Regions from separate parts of the Homo sapiens genome. Here region 1 is linked to region 2. Evidence: chromatin contacts called from ENCODE Hi-C data. All regions are on one chromosome and are shown on one strand. Each heading gives the region's core, a stretch centred on a gene start or an enhancer-like site at or near the end of the contact. The rest is flanking DNA. Distances are from core to core; before and after follow the strand shown. Region 1 holds the start of LENG8 (leukocyte receptor cluster member 8). Region 2 holds the start of NR1H2 (nuclear receptor subfamily 1 group H member 2).

Region 1 (7,265 bases), core at 84-2,583, 4.1 Mb before region 2:
AGGGTGGAAAGGTTTCCGAGAACTCTGTGAAAAGGGAGGCCTTTCAGGGAGCATCGAGGGGGCTGGAAGAATATTGGAGAAGAGAAGAAAATTTTGAGAGGAAAAGGGGATTTTCCGGAAGTTAACCCTGGAAGCAAGTGGTCGTTGAGCGTTCCTGAGAATGCCAACGTGAACCCCAACGTGAAGAAATGGGTTCTTAGCACTGACAGACTGATTTCAAAAAGGTCTCCGAAGGGCAGTAAAGAGACCTACGTGGGAGTCCTCAGTGGGACTACCCCTGCCTGCTTCCACGGGAGGTTCCCGGAAGCAGGGGTAGGGCTGGGAGAGAAAAGGGATCACCGTGGTTGGGTGTCTGGACATAAAGCTTTGGGAATGCCAAAGAAGACCCAAAACATGTTCAACGAATTAAGAGTGGGGTACAGAGAGAATTGGAAGAAAAGTGGAGTGTCTCCGGAGCAAGGATTCAGGAGCCTAAACTCCCGAGAGGGAGTAACTGATAAGTAGGATAATTAATCCCGCAGGAGAACCGGAATTCCCACGAGTTGACGGGATAGGAACGGGAGTCTGGAGCTGGGGAAAAGCCCTAGAAACGCAAAGGCTTAACTTAAACAGGACACAGGGCGTGGGTGGAGACGAGGGATCGTGGCGGGGACACAGGAAGAGGAGCCCCAGGGCAGAAGGGAGATTAGAGGTAAGGTCAGGAGTTGGGGGCTGGACAGAGGACTCCCGGACGGGTCTCAAGAACAGAGACAGGCATCAGACGCGAGGCCTGAGGTCCCGGGAGCACCTGGCCGTCCCGCAGGCTGGGCGAAGGCAAAGGAGGACGCCGGGTGGAGGAGGCCGCTCGGATCCCCACGACTAGCCACGGAGCCACTGCCCAGGCCGCGCCTGCGCACCACGCCCCAGAAAGACGCGCAGGAGCCGCCCGTCGCCCGGGGCAACACCCGGTCAACGGCGAGTGAGGGGCGCCCCGGGGCCCCGAGAACTCCAAGGGAGAGGAACGGAAATTAGAAGACGACGGCGCACGCGCGCTAGTGCCCGAACGCGCGGCCCCAGGCCCGGTGCGCAGGCGCAGTGGCTGCCCCTGCGCCGCCACACCCTGTCGACGCTCGCGCGCGGCGTCTGCTGCTGCGACGGCCGAGAAGGCCTCGGGGCTCGCGGGGCGCAAGACCAAAAGGAGATGCTATCCCCGCCCGCCTGCTCGCCTGCCGCTCCCCTTACCAACCAGGATCCTTCGCTGCAGGGACACGCCAACAACCACCCAGGCGATCAGCAACACGGCCACGACACCGCTGTGCCACCCGGCTGGCTCTGGTCTTCTTTGGCTTCGACGTCCTGACCGCGGCGTCCTGACGTCACGCGGCGGCCTTGCACCGCCTCCCTCGGCCCTGCACAGCCAATGAACGCCACGAGCTGCGCTTGAGCCCGCCTTCCTGCCCACGCACTTACGCATGAACATTTTAAGGCAGACCGGAAGTCTGGGTGGGGACGGTGGCCCCGAGGAGACAAGCGTGGCCGCATTAGCTCTTTCTGCCTCCCACGCAGCCTTATTTTTTTTATTGTTGTTTTCTTGTTGCTGTTGTTGTTGTTCTCGGAGACGGAGTCTTGCTCTTGCTCTGTCGTCGCCCACGATAGAGTACAGTGGCGTGATCTCTGCTCACTGCAACCTCCGCCTCCTGGGTTCAAACAATTCTGCCTCAGCCTCCGGAGTAGCTGGGATTACAGGCGCGCGCCACTATGCCCGGCTAATTTTTGTGTTTTTAGTAAAGACGGGGTTTCACCATGTCGGCCAGGCTGTTCTCGAACTCCTGACCTCGTGATCCCTCCGTCTCGGCTTCCCAAAGTGCTGGGATTACGGGCGTGAGCCACCGTGCCCGGCCGCAGCCTTGTTTTGACTGAGTCAGTGGGAGCCATTACTGTTCCTAAATGTAAACTGGCGTGACAGGAGTTCCGGGATTGTCCACAGCACGGTGATGTGGAAGCCCTGGGGAGAGAATGATAAAGAAAGGGGATGAGGAACAGCTCCACCCGGAAGAGCGGGCTTCCCTAGCAAATGAATCTGGAAGGGCGCAGGGGAGGGGGCACGGCGAGTTCAGATGGACCGAGGCTGGAAGCTGACGCGGTTGGAGGGGGATGGGTGTAGCTGTTGGCAGTGGCGCTGGGGTGGAAGTGTGTGGGGTCACAGATGTGTAAGGGTGGGCGCGGAGCAGACCCCCGAAGGTCCCTGAGGTCAGGCTGAGGCATTGGACCAAATCCGTACATAGGCATTTCTCTGAACTGCGCGCCACCTTTTGAGTGCCATCTGTTTCCGTCCAGGACTCTGATACAACTATCCAGTCCGCTGCAGGGACCGGTCACTGTGTCACAGTAAGTGGTGGGATTTAAGAGGCAGTTTTCCTCCTCATGTTCTACCATTATGAACGTCTAGCTTGAAAAATACATACCATTTTCATAACTACGTATTATTTTGTTAGTGCTAGCATAGTAGATCTTTTTCCGTTATTTTACTCTGTGGGGGGGGGGGGGTTTGTTTTGTTTTTGTTTTTGTTTTCTTTTTGGTACTAAGCTTTTTGTTCTGGAATAATTTTGGATTTATTCAAAACGTTGCAAAGACCGGGCGCGCTGGCTCACGCCTGTAATCCCAACACTTTGGGAGGCCGAGATGGGTGGATCACCTGGGGTCAGGAGTTCAAGATCAGCCTGGCCAACATGGTGAAGTCCCGTCTCTACTAAAAATACAGAAATTAGCTGGGCGTGGTGGCGCGTGCACCTGTAATCCCGGCTACTCGGGAGGCTGAGGCAGGAGAATCGCTTGAACCCAGGAGGCCAAGGTTGCAGTGAGCCGAGGTTACACCATTGCACTCCAGCCTGGGCAACAAGAGTGAAATTCTTGTCTCAAAAAAAAAAAAAAGAAAAGTTGCAAAGATCATAAGCAGTCCACCATGTTTTATGCCCACTTTCTTCTGATGCTGTCATCACAAGCACCAACAAAAGTGGTTTGTTGTAGATACTGACATGATGCATTACTGTAACTAAAACCCAGACTTTACTGGGATTTCACCACCTTTTCCTCCAATGTTTTCTTTACATGCCAGGGTACAAGCCAGGACCCACGTTCCATTTAGCTTCCTTTTACCTGTTGTATTTAGGGTGGGTTTCTTGTAGATAGCATGTAGTTGGATCTTGCTTTTTTTTGCCCAAGCGAACAGTCTCTGCCTTTTAAAAGAGGTGTTTATAACTGTACTTTTATTTTTTATGTCTTATTCTTTAGCATTCTGTACACAGATACAGCGATAAAATGAAATGACTGGAACTTAAATGTGAAAACTCTTTACAAGTAAGCCCACAATTAGATACATTTATCTTACATGTCAGGGAAAAAAATTATGTAAACAGGACAAATTATATCACAAAAGAATCCCAAAGTAGAAAAAATACCTAAGAAATGTGTCTAACCATGAAAAGTACTGTTCTCTTGGTGTCTTCACATCGTGTCTTCTGTGTACTTAAGTACAAAACATTGTTGCCTCTGATTAATGCACCCTGTACTTATTTTTCTGTTGTCCAGTTACATATTTGGTTGGTTCCAGGGCTATGTTCATGTAGCCATCCAGGCAAACCAGCACCCCTCCCTTAATCCACTTCAGAATTTTACCCCAACTGTCTGATGATGTGCTCTAAGAAGTCACTAGGGGATTGCTTTTCTTAAAAAATCTATTATTATTATTATTTTTTGAGACGGCTCTGTCGCCCAGGCTGGAGTGCAGTAGCACGATCTCAGCTCACTGCAACCTTTGCCTCCCAGGTTCAAGCAATTCTCTTTACAGGCGTGCACCACCACACCCAGCTAATTTTTGTATTTTTAGTGAAGACAGGGTTTCACAGTATCTGGAATTCCGGACCTCAGGTGACCCGCCCGCCTCTGCCTCCCAAAGTGCCGGGATTACAGGCATGAGCCACTGCGCCTGGCCAGTAGGGGGTTGCTTCTGAAAACTTATTTTAATAATCTTGGGTAGGCCAGGCGCGGTGGCTCATGCGTGTGATCCTAGCACTTTGGGAGGCCGAGGCGTGTGGATCACCTGAGGTCAGGAGTTCAAGACCAGCCTGGCCAACATGGCGAAACCCCGTCTCTACTAAAAATACAGAAAAATTAGCCGGGCATGGTGGCGCATGCCTGTAATCCCAGTTACTCATGAGGCTGAGGCAGGAGAATCGCTAGAACCCTGGGGGTGGAGGTTGCAGTGAGCCCAGATCATGCCATTGCACTCCAGCCTGGGAGACAGAGCGAAACTCTGTTTCAAAAAATAATAATCTTGGGGGGCAGGAAACCTAAGTCATAATCCCGGCTCTTTTACTTAACCAGCCGTATGACTTGGAAAACTCGTTTCCCTTCTCTCGGCTCCAGATTCCTCATCTTGCAGCTGGGATCCAGAGCTCTCACTCCAGGAGCCCAGTCACAGCAAAAACCAAAACTGTACTTTTTTTTTTTTTTTGAGACAGGGTTTCTCATTCTGTCACCCAGGCTGGAGTGCAATGATGTGATCTCTGTCTCAGCCCACAGCAGCTTCAACCTCCCAGGCTCAAGTGATCCTCCTGCCTCAGCTACGCAGTGTATGGTATTTTGTTACAACAACCAGAATGTAGTAAGACATTTATTGAAGGATATCTTGGTTCCTTCCAAGTTTTTGGCAGTGATAAAGAAAGCTGCCATAAACGTGCACGTGCAGATTTCTTTGTGGGCAGAAGTTTTCAACCCATCTGTGTAAATACTGGGGAGCAGTGTTGCTGGTTCATATTCTAAGAGTATGTTTAGGATTATGAGAGACCACCACACTGTCCTCCAAAGTAGCTGTACCATTCTGCATTGCCAGCACCAATGAAGAAGGGTTTCTGTTGCTCCACATTTCTGCCAGCATTTGGTGGTGCCAGCATTTTGGATTTGGCATTCTAATAGGTATGTAGTGGTGTCTTGTTTTTTTTTTGTTTTTTTGAGACAGAGTCTCACTCTGTCTTCCAGGCTAGAGTGCAGTGGCATGGTCTCGGCTCACTGCAACCTCCGCCTCCTGGGTTCAAGCGATTCTCCTGCCTCAGCCTCCCGAGTAGCTGGGACTACAGGCGTGCGCCACCACGCCCAGCTAATTTTTGTATTTTTAGTAGAAACGGGGTTTCACCATGTTGGCCAGGATGATCTCGATCTCTTGACCTCGTGATCCACCTGCCTTGGCCTTCCAAAGTGCTGGGATTACAGGTGTGAGCCCCCGCGCCCGGCCAGTGGTGTCTTGTTTTAACGGACGGTTCCCTAATGACATACGGTGAACATCTTTTCCTGTGTTTATTTGCCATCTGTATTAGGGTTCTCCAGAGGGCCAGAACTAACAGGATATATGTATATATTGAAAGGGAGTATATTAGGGAGAACTGGCTGACAGGATCATCAGGCAAAGTCCCACTATAGTCCATCTGCAAGCTGAGGAAGGAAGAAGCCAGTCACGTCTCAAAGTCCAAAAGCCTCAAAAGTAGGGAAGCCAACGGCGCAGCCTTCAGTCTGTGGCGGAAGGCCTAAGAGTCCCCGACAAACCACTGGTGGAAGTTCAAGAGTCCAAAGGCCAAAGAACCTGGAGTCTAATCTCCAAAGACAGGAAGTATCCAGCACAGGAGAAAGATGAAAGCCAGAAGACTCAGCAAGCCAGCCCCTCCCACCTTCTGCGCTGACTGGATGGTGCCCACCCACACTGAGAGTGGGTCTCCCTCTCCCCGTCCACTCACTCAAGTGTCAGCCTCCCTGGCAACACCCTCACAGACACACCCAGAAACAATCCTTTTTTTTTTTTTTTTTTTTTTTTTTTTTTTTTTTTTTTTTGAGACCGAGTCTCACTCTGTCACCCAGGTTGGAGTGCAGTGGCACCATCTCGGCTCACTCCAACCTCCGCCTCCCGGGTTCAAGCAATTCTTCTGCCTCAGCCTCCCGAGTAGCTGGGACTACAGGCACGTGCCATCATGCTGGCTAATTTTTGTATTTTTAGTACAGACAGGGTTTCACCATATTGGCCAGGCTGGTCTCAAATTCCTGCCCGTCTTGGCCTCCCAAAGTGCTGGGATTACAGGTGTAAGCCACCATGCCTGGCCCCTTTTCCTATTTTTTAATCAGATTGTTTTCCTGTTAACTGAGTTTTAAGAGCCCTTTGTAAATCTTGGATAGCAGTCCTTCATGAGATAGGTCTCTTGCAAATAGTTTCTCCCAGGCTGCAGCTTTTCTCATTATATTAAAAATGTTTTTCAAAGAGCAGAGGGTTTTGTTTTGTTTTGTTTTTTGAGATGGAGTCTCGCTCTGTCGCCCAGTCTGGAGTGCAGTGGCGTGATCTTGGCTCACTGCAAGCTCCGCCTCCCGGGTTCACGCCATTCTCCTGCCTCAGCCTCCTGAGTAGCTGGGACTACAGGCACCTGCCACCACACCTGGCTAATTTTTTGTATTTTTAGTAGAGATGGGGCTTCACCGTGTTAGCCAGGATGGTCTCGATCTCCTGACCTCATGATCCGCCCGCTTCGGCCTCCCAAAGAGCTGGGATTACAGGCGTGAGCCACCACGCCTGGCCTAGCAGAGGGGTTTTTTTATTATTATTTTAATAAAGTCAAGCTTGTAAGTTTCTTTCATGGATCATGCCTTTGATGTATCAAAAAAATTATCACGGCTGGGCGTGGTGGCTCACAGCTGTCATCCCAGTATTTTGGGAAGCCGAGGTGAGTGGATCACTTGAGGCCAGGAGTTTGAGACCAGCCTGGCCAACGTGGCAAAACCCCATCTCTACTAAAAATACAAAAATTAGCCGGGCGTGGTGGCGCACACCTGTAATTCCAGCTACTCAGGAGGCTGAGGCATGAGAATCACTTGAACCCAGGAGGCAGAGGTTGCAGTGAGCCAAGATTCTGCCAGTGCACTCCAGCCTGGGCGACAGAGTGAGACTCTTGTCTCAAAAAAAAAAATTCACAAAACCCAGTCATGTAGGTTTTCTCCTATGTTATCTTCTAGGAGTTTTATAGATTTGCATTTAACATTCAGCTCTATGATCCATTTTGAGTTAATTTTTGTGAAGAGACTAAGGTCTGTGTATAGATTTGATTTATTTATTTTTGGCATGTTGATGTCCAGTTGTTCTAGCACCATTTGTGGAGAGAAGTTTGGAAGTTTGAGCATTTTTTATGATACCTTTTTTTTTTTTTTAGACGGAGTCTCACTGTCATGCAGGCTGGAGTGCAGTGGCACAGTC
Region 2 (6,703 bases), core at 1-2,500:
GTACAGTGAGCTTCTGCTCGTGTGTGATAAGGGCTGGGTGGGGAAGAGAGTCACTCACCAGGCAGGGGGGTATCCAGGGAACTCGTGGTAGGAGAGGACATGGTGGGGTCACGGAGCAGCCTGTAGAATACAGGGGATTGAGAGCCTTGTGGGGCTAAGAAGGGTTAGGTTAGGTCAGTTACAGGTCCTGACAGGGCTTTCCCTTTTTTTTCCATCTCTCCAAAGACCCTACTCTCAGCCACAACCCTGGTTCCTGCCAGCCTACAAACCCTCCCCATCCTTCTAACAAGACCTGCCCCCTTCTGTTCCACGCCAGCCTTCAGCTTGGTCTTAAGCCCCGCCCCTGCTGTAGGCCCCGCCCCCTCAGGTCCAATCCACCTGCTTTTTCTAGGTAGGGCCCATTCTCCTTTAATCATGCTCTGCCTTCACGGCCTCCATGCCATGTAGTTTCCCCCCACCTCCTCTTCTTAAGACTCTACCTCACTTCTGCCCCAAGCATCCCTATTTCTCATTCTGACCCCACCTCCTCCTACTATGCTCCGCCCTCAACCTTCCAGGTTCAGCCCCTAAAGCCCCCATCATGGGCCTCCCAACACCTTGCCCCGCCCCATATGCATCCCTCCCTCCAAGCCTCACCCCCACAACCTCGCTCCAGGTCCCCATCCCCTCCCATCATGCCCCGCCCCCGCCCCGCCTCCTCCCTTCCTACTGCACCCCCACAACCTCGCTCCAGGCCCCGCCACATCTCCTCCCATCATGCCCCGCCCCCAGCCCCGCCTCCTCCCTTCATGCCCCGCCCCCGCACCGCGCTGCAGGTCCCGCCCCATCACCTCCCATCATGCCCCGCCCCGCCTCCTCCATTCATGCTCCGCCCTCGCACCTCTCTCCAGGTCCCGCCCCTCTCCAAGCAACAGCGGGGGGCGGGGCTCATGGCTGCGCGCGGGGGTCTCGTGGACGGCCTCTCGCGGAGTGAACTACTCCTGTTGCCCTGGAAACAGCCGCGGGAGGCGCGAATTACCGAGGGGAGGAAATGGAAGGAGAGAAGGGGGCAGAGCGGAGTACGCGGGGAGCGCCGAGAAGCCCCGGGTTCGGGGCTCCTCCTGCGTCTCCCCACTCTCGGGTGCACCTACCTGGGTTCCCTTGCTCTGCTTTTCTTCGTCCTCCTCTTTAGCCCCTGACACACCGCCGCTACTCAAATACCCTCAAAAGTAACTTCGCCACTTCTTCCGGCAACCCCGCCCTTGCGTCACGTCCGGAAGAGGGGCGGAGCGTGAAACTTGACGAACTTCCGGTCCGCTTAGGACCAGCCGAAGCTGCTGCCCCGCACGGAAGTTGGAAACTCACCGGAAGTTTACCGGGTAGATCTACTGGGACTTGGCAGAAGAGTTCCGAACCCATTTCCTCGCTTCTTGGGAGCCAAACCTCCAGCCCCGCGCTTTGTGGCTTTAGCTCATTCATGCGCTTCTCTGAGCCTGCGGCCAAACCCTAGCTATAGCTGCTTGTCGCACATGACTGATTTAAGGCACGTTTGCACTTTTTTGGTCGTTACAAGTTTTCTGATTTTGGAGTCGTGCTGCTTGTTAGTTTTATTTATTTTTATTTATTTATTTGGAGAGGTCTCACTCTGTCACCCCAGACTGGAGTGCAGTGGTGTGATCTCAGCTCACTCCAGCCTCTGCGTCCTGGGTTCAAGAGATTCTCTTGCCTCACCCTCCCAAGTAACTGGGATTACAGGCATGTGCCACCACGCCCGGCTCATTTTTTTGTATTTTTAGTAGAGACAGGGTTTCGCCATGTTGGCGAGGCTGGTCTCGAACTCCTGACTTCAAATGATCCGCCTGCCTCGGCCTCCCAAAGTGCTGGGATTACAGGCGTGAGCTGCGGCACCGGGCTTATTTTTACTTTTTTTTTTTTGAGATGGAGTCTCACTCTGTTGCCCAGGCTGGAGTGCAGTGCCGCGATCTCAGCTAACTGCAACTTCCGCCTCCTGGGTTCAAGCGATTCTCCTGCCTCAGCCTCCCTTGTAGCTGGGATTACAGGTGCCCACCACCACGGCCGGCTAATTTTTCTATTTTTAGTAGAGATGGGGTTTCACCATGTTTGCCAGGCTGGTATCGAACTCCTGACCTCAGGCAATCCACCTACCTCGGCCTTCCAGAGTGTTGGGATTACAGGCGTGAGCCGCTGTGCCTGGCCAGATTTGAGATGTCAGAATTTTCTCATTGTTAAAATTTTGCAAAAATGGTTTCAATAACTTGGTGATTGGAAGAATTAAAAAAGCTCAGTCTCGGACCGGGCGCGGTGGCTCACGCCTGTAATCCCAGCACTTTGGGAGGCCGAGGTGGGCAGATCACCTGAGGTCGGGAGTTTGAGATCAGCCTGACCAACATGGAGAAACTCCGTCTCTACTAAAAATACAAAATTAGCCAGGCATGGTGGCGGGCGCCTGTAATCCCAGCTACTCGGGAGAGGCTGAGGCAGGAGAATCGCTTGAACCCAGGAGGCGGAGGTTGCGGTGAGCCGAGGTTGCGGTGAGCCGAGATTGCGCCATTGCACTCCAGTCTGGGTAACAAGAGCGAAACTCCGTCTCAAAAATAAAATGCAATAAAAATAAAGGAATAAAAGAATGGCTACTCCAGGTAGAGCAGCGGCTTGGGCTGTTCACTGTGATTATACTTATAGTTATTTCTTGATTATATACTAAACAACGGGTGGATTATTCATGAGTTTTCCAGGAAAAGGGTAGGCAATTCTCAGAATTGAGGGTTCCTCCCCCGTTTAGACCATATAGGGGAACTTCCTGACGTTGCCATGGCATTTGTAAGCTGTCATCGTGCTGGTGGGTGTGACTTTTAGCATGCTAATGCGTTATAATTAGTGTATAATGAGCCATGAGGACGGCTAGAGGTCACTCTCATCGCCATCTTGGTTTTGCTGGGATCTGGCTGACTTCTTTACTGCATATGCTGTTTTATCAGCAAGCTCTTTGTGACCCGTATCTTGTGCCAACCTCCTATCCTATCTCATCCTGTGACTAAGAATGCCTTAACCTCCTGGGAACGCAGCCCAGTAGGTCTCAGCCTTATTTTACCAAGCTCCTATTCAAGACAGAATCGCTGTGGTTGGAATGCCTCTGACATATGTGTATGCCTTTATAAAAAAGAAATGGGACTATGTGATCCATGCTCTTCTGTAACTTATTATGTCTACTCAGGCCCATCGTTTGAGATTGTGGAATTTTCCACCTAGGGATGTTAGAAGCGAAACAAGTGATTAACATGAGCGTTGGAAATGGCAGAACCTGGTGTCTCTGTCACTTCCTTCCTGTGTAACACTGAGCCCAGTTCCTTAACCTCCCCGTGCCTCAGTTTCCTTGCCTGTAAATTGCAAACAGGAGTGAGAAAGCCGGGCATGGTGGCTCATGCCTGTAATCCCAGCACTTTGGGAGGCCAAGGCAGGTGGATCACCTGAGATCAGGAGTTCGAGACTAGCCTGACCAACTTGCTGAAACCTGGTCTCTACTAAAAATATAAAATTAGCCGGGCATGGTGGCGGGCACCTGTAATCCCAGCTACTCAGGAGGCTGAGGCAGGAGAATTGAACCCGGGAGACAGAGGTTGTGGTGAGCCAAGATCTTGCCATTGCATTCCACCCTGGGCAGCAGGAGCAAAACTGCATCTCAAAAATAAAAAAATAAAGGCAGGGCACGGTGGCTCACGCCTGTAATCCCAGCACTTTGGGAGGCCAAGGCAGGTGGATCACAAGGTCAGGAGTTCAAGACCAGCCTGACCAACACCATGAAACCCCATCTCTACTAAAAAAAATACAAAAAAAATAGCCAGGCGTGGTGGTACGTGCCTGTAATCCCAGCTACTTGGGAGGCTGAGACAGAAGAATCACTTGAACCCAGGAGGCGGAGGTTGCAGTGAGCCGAGAACGCGCCACTGCACTCCAGCCTGGCAACAGAGTAAGACTCCGTCTCAAAATAAATAAATAAATAAACAAATAAATAAAAATAAAAAAATTAAAAAGAGTGAGACAGGAGGCTAGGCACAGTGGTTCATGCCAGTAATCCCAGCATTTTGGAAGGCTGAGGCAGGCAGATCACGATGTCAGGAGATGGAGACCATCCTGGCCAACATGGTGAAACCCCATCTCAACTAAAAATACAAAAATTAGCTGGGCGTGGTGGCACGTGCCTGTAATCCCAACTACTTGGGAGGCTGAGGCAGGAGAATCTCTTGAACCAAGGAGTCAGAGGTTGCAGTGAGCCGAGATCGCGCCACTGCACTCCAGCCTACCGACAGACTGAAACTCTATCTCAAAAAAAAAAAAAAAAAAAAAAAGCGAGACAGGAATAACACAGGGTAGTCACAGGAGAATAGAAAATTCCAGGCAGCAGTTTCACATGACTAGCAAAAGGAAACTGTTGAAATAGTTGCAGCAGGTGGGGGCTGATAAGACTCTTGAAAACCCTAGGTGTGGACCAACCTGGCTAAGACACATTGGACCCAACAAGGCCCTACATATGACCTAGGTCTCACCTAGGACCTCGTTATATGCTCATTAACATAAACACACACCCACCAGCACCAGGACGGTTACAGGAACACCCATATTTGGTGTAAAAGTGGGTGGCACCACAGTTCTCAAAAATCTCCTTTTTCTAGGAATCTTCATGAATATTCCACTCCTTGATTAAAGAAATCCATAGTACATACCTGTAGTCCCAGCTACTCAGGAGACTGAGGCAGGAGAATCGCTGGAACCCGTGAGGCGGAGGTTGCAGTGAGCCAAGATCGTGCCACTGCACTCCAGCCTGGGGACAGAGCAAGACTGTCTCAAAACAAAAAGAGAGAAACCCATTAAGGTAGCAGCCCCAAACCCCCCCTGCAGGAGACTCTCTCTGGAGTCCACCTGTACTCCTCTTTGTTGAGTGTGTACTTTTCACTTTGCAATACATCTTTGTACTTTCAGTATTTTCCCACTTGTCCTCAAGTTCCTTCCCGAGATGGTGTCAAGAGCCTGGACATTGGCTGGGGTGGAGGTCCCACACCAGCATATGGGGACTTCCCCTAGCCCACCGGGATCAAGAGTATGACCTTGTTGCCTTACTCTTATGACTAAATGAGGTAAAAGCATAAACAGGGTGGGTTTCAAATGAGGTGCCTGATATGGTGGAACTGTATTTATATTTATTTATTTATTTATTTATTTTTTTAAGATAAGATCTCACTCTGTCGCCCAGGCTGGAGTGCAGTGGTGCCATCTTGGCTTATTGCAGCCCTGACCTCCTGGGCTCAGGTGATCCTCCCACCTCAGCCTCCAGAGTATGTGGGACCGCAGGCATGAGCCACCACACCCAGCTAAGTTTTTACATTTTTGTTAGAGATGGGGTTTCGCCACGTTGCCTAGGCTGTTCTTGAACTCATGGACTCAGGCGATCTGCCCACCTTGGCCTCCCAAGGTGCCGGGATTACAGGCATGAGCCTCTCATCCAGCCTGTATTGATTCTTGTGGCTGTTAAAGTAGTTCTAAGTTTCCACTGTTAGAAAAGTGCAAGAGTCCTGAAATAGGCTGAAGAGGAATTACAACACTTTTGGGACGAGTCACATTGCACTCAGTCTCGGTTGACCTACTGGTAAATAGGATAAATCGTTCTTCCTTTTTTCTTTGAGTTTTGCTCTTGTCACCCAGGCTAGAGTGCAGTGGCCCAATCTTGGTTCACTGCAACTTCTGCCTCCCGGGTTCAAGTTATTCTCCTGCCTCAGCCTCCTGAGTAGCTGGGATCACGGGTGCGCACCACCATGCCCGGCTAATTTTTGTGTTTTTAGTAGAGACGGGGTTTCACCATGTTGGGCAGGCTGGTTTCAAACTCCTGACATCAAGTGATCCACTCATCTCAGCCTCCCAAAGTGCTGGGATTACAGGCATGAGCCACCACGCCCGGCTTTGTTCTTATTTATTTATTTATTTATTTATTTGAGACAGAGTTTACTCTAGTACAGTGGCGTGATCTCGGCTCACTGCAACCTCTGCCTGCCGGGTTCACGCCATTCTCCTGCCTCAGCCTCCTGACTAGCTGGGACTACAGGCACCTGCCACCACGCCCGGCTAATTTTTTGTATTTTTAATAGAGACAGGGTTTCATCATGTTGGCCAGGCTGGTCTCGAACTCCCGACCTCAGGCAATCCACCCACCTCGGCCTCTCAAAGTGCAGGAATTACAGGCGTGTGCTGCCGTGCCCGGCCTCTTGTTCTTATTTCTTATGAAGGGTATGAGGATCCCGGAAGCGCAGTGCCTGGCATACAGAAGCACTCGGTCACTGGCAGTTTTGTTGTCTGAAGGTAGCTGTGGACCAAGGTTCTCATTTGTAAGTAACCCAATATTCTCTAATTTTTTTGGTAATAGCTTTATTGAGATTTGGTTCACACACCAAACAATTCAGCACTTTCAAGTACAATTTAATGGTTTTTAGCAAGTTCACGGGTTGTGCAACCACCACCATAACCAATTTTAGAACATTTTGGTCAGTCCACAAAGAAACCCCATTCCCATAAGCAGATATACCCGTTGGCCACGGTGGCTCACACCTGTAATCCCAGCACTTTGGAAGGCCAAGGAGGGCAGATCACAAGGTCAAGAGATTGAGACCATCCTAGCCAACAAGGCGAAACCCCGTCGCTACAAAAATACAAAAAT

What was found. Hi-C counts contacts between places; a loop is a spot of excess contacts on that map. Pooled maps may share reads with other maps.
Region 1: a pooled map shows a loop between it and region 2 (5-fold over the local background). The contact joins the promoter of LENG8 here to the promoter of NR1H2 in region 2. A Hi-C loop is called at or near these places in 7 of 50 pooled maps.

Annotation. Positions count from the first base shown.
Region 1 is chr19:54,443,267-54,450,531 of GRCh38, reverse strand. It overlaps LENG8 (leukocyte receptor cluster member 8), which reads right to left and starts at 1,333. Exons shown (of 16, transcript NM_052925.4): 1 at 1,222-1,333. LENG8-AS1 (LENG8 antisense RNA 1) reads left to right here and starts at 1,494. Exons shown (of 3, transcript NR_126418.1): 1 at 1,494-1,970; 2 at 2,317-2,367; 3 at 5,353-5,716. RefSeq lists an enhancer at 676-1,583.
Region 2 is chr19:50,371,004-50,377,706 of GRCh38, reverse strand. It overlaps NR1H2 (nuclear receptor subfamily 1 group H member 2), which reads right to left and starts at 1,250. Exons shown (of 10, transcript NM_007121.7): 1 at 1,131-1,250; 2 at 881-988; 3 at 59-120. The coding sequence starts at 101. It overlaps LOC105372437 (a long non-coding RNA gene), which reads right to left. Exons shown (of 4, transcript XR_007067299.1): 4 at 4,331-4,836. RefSeq lists a silencer at 620-709 and an enhancer at 530-1,341.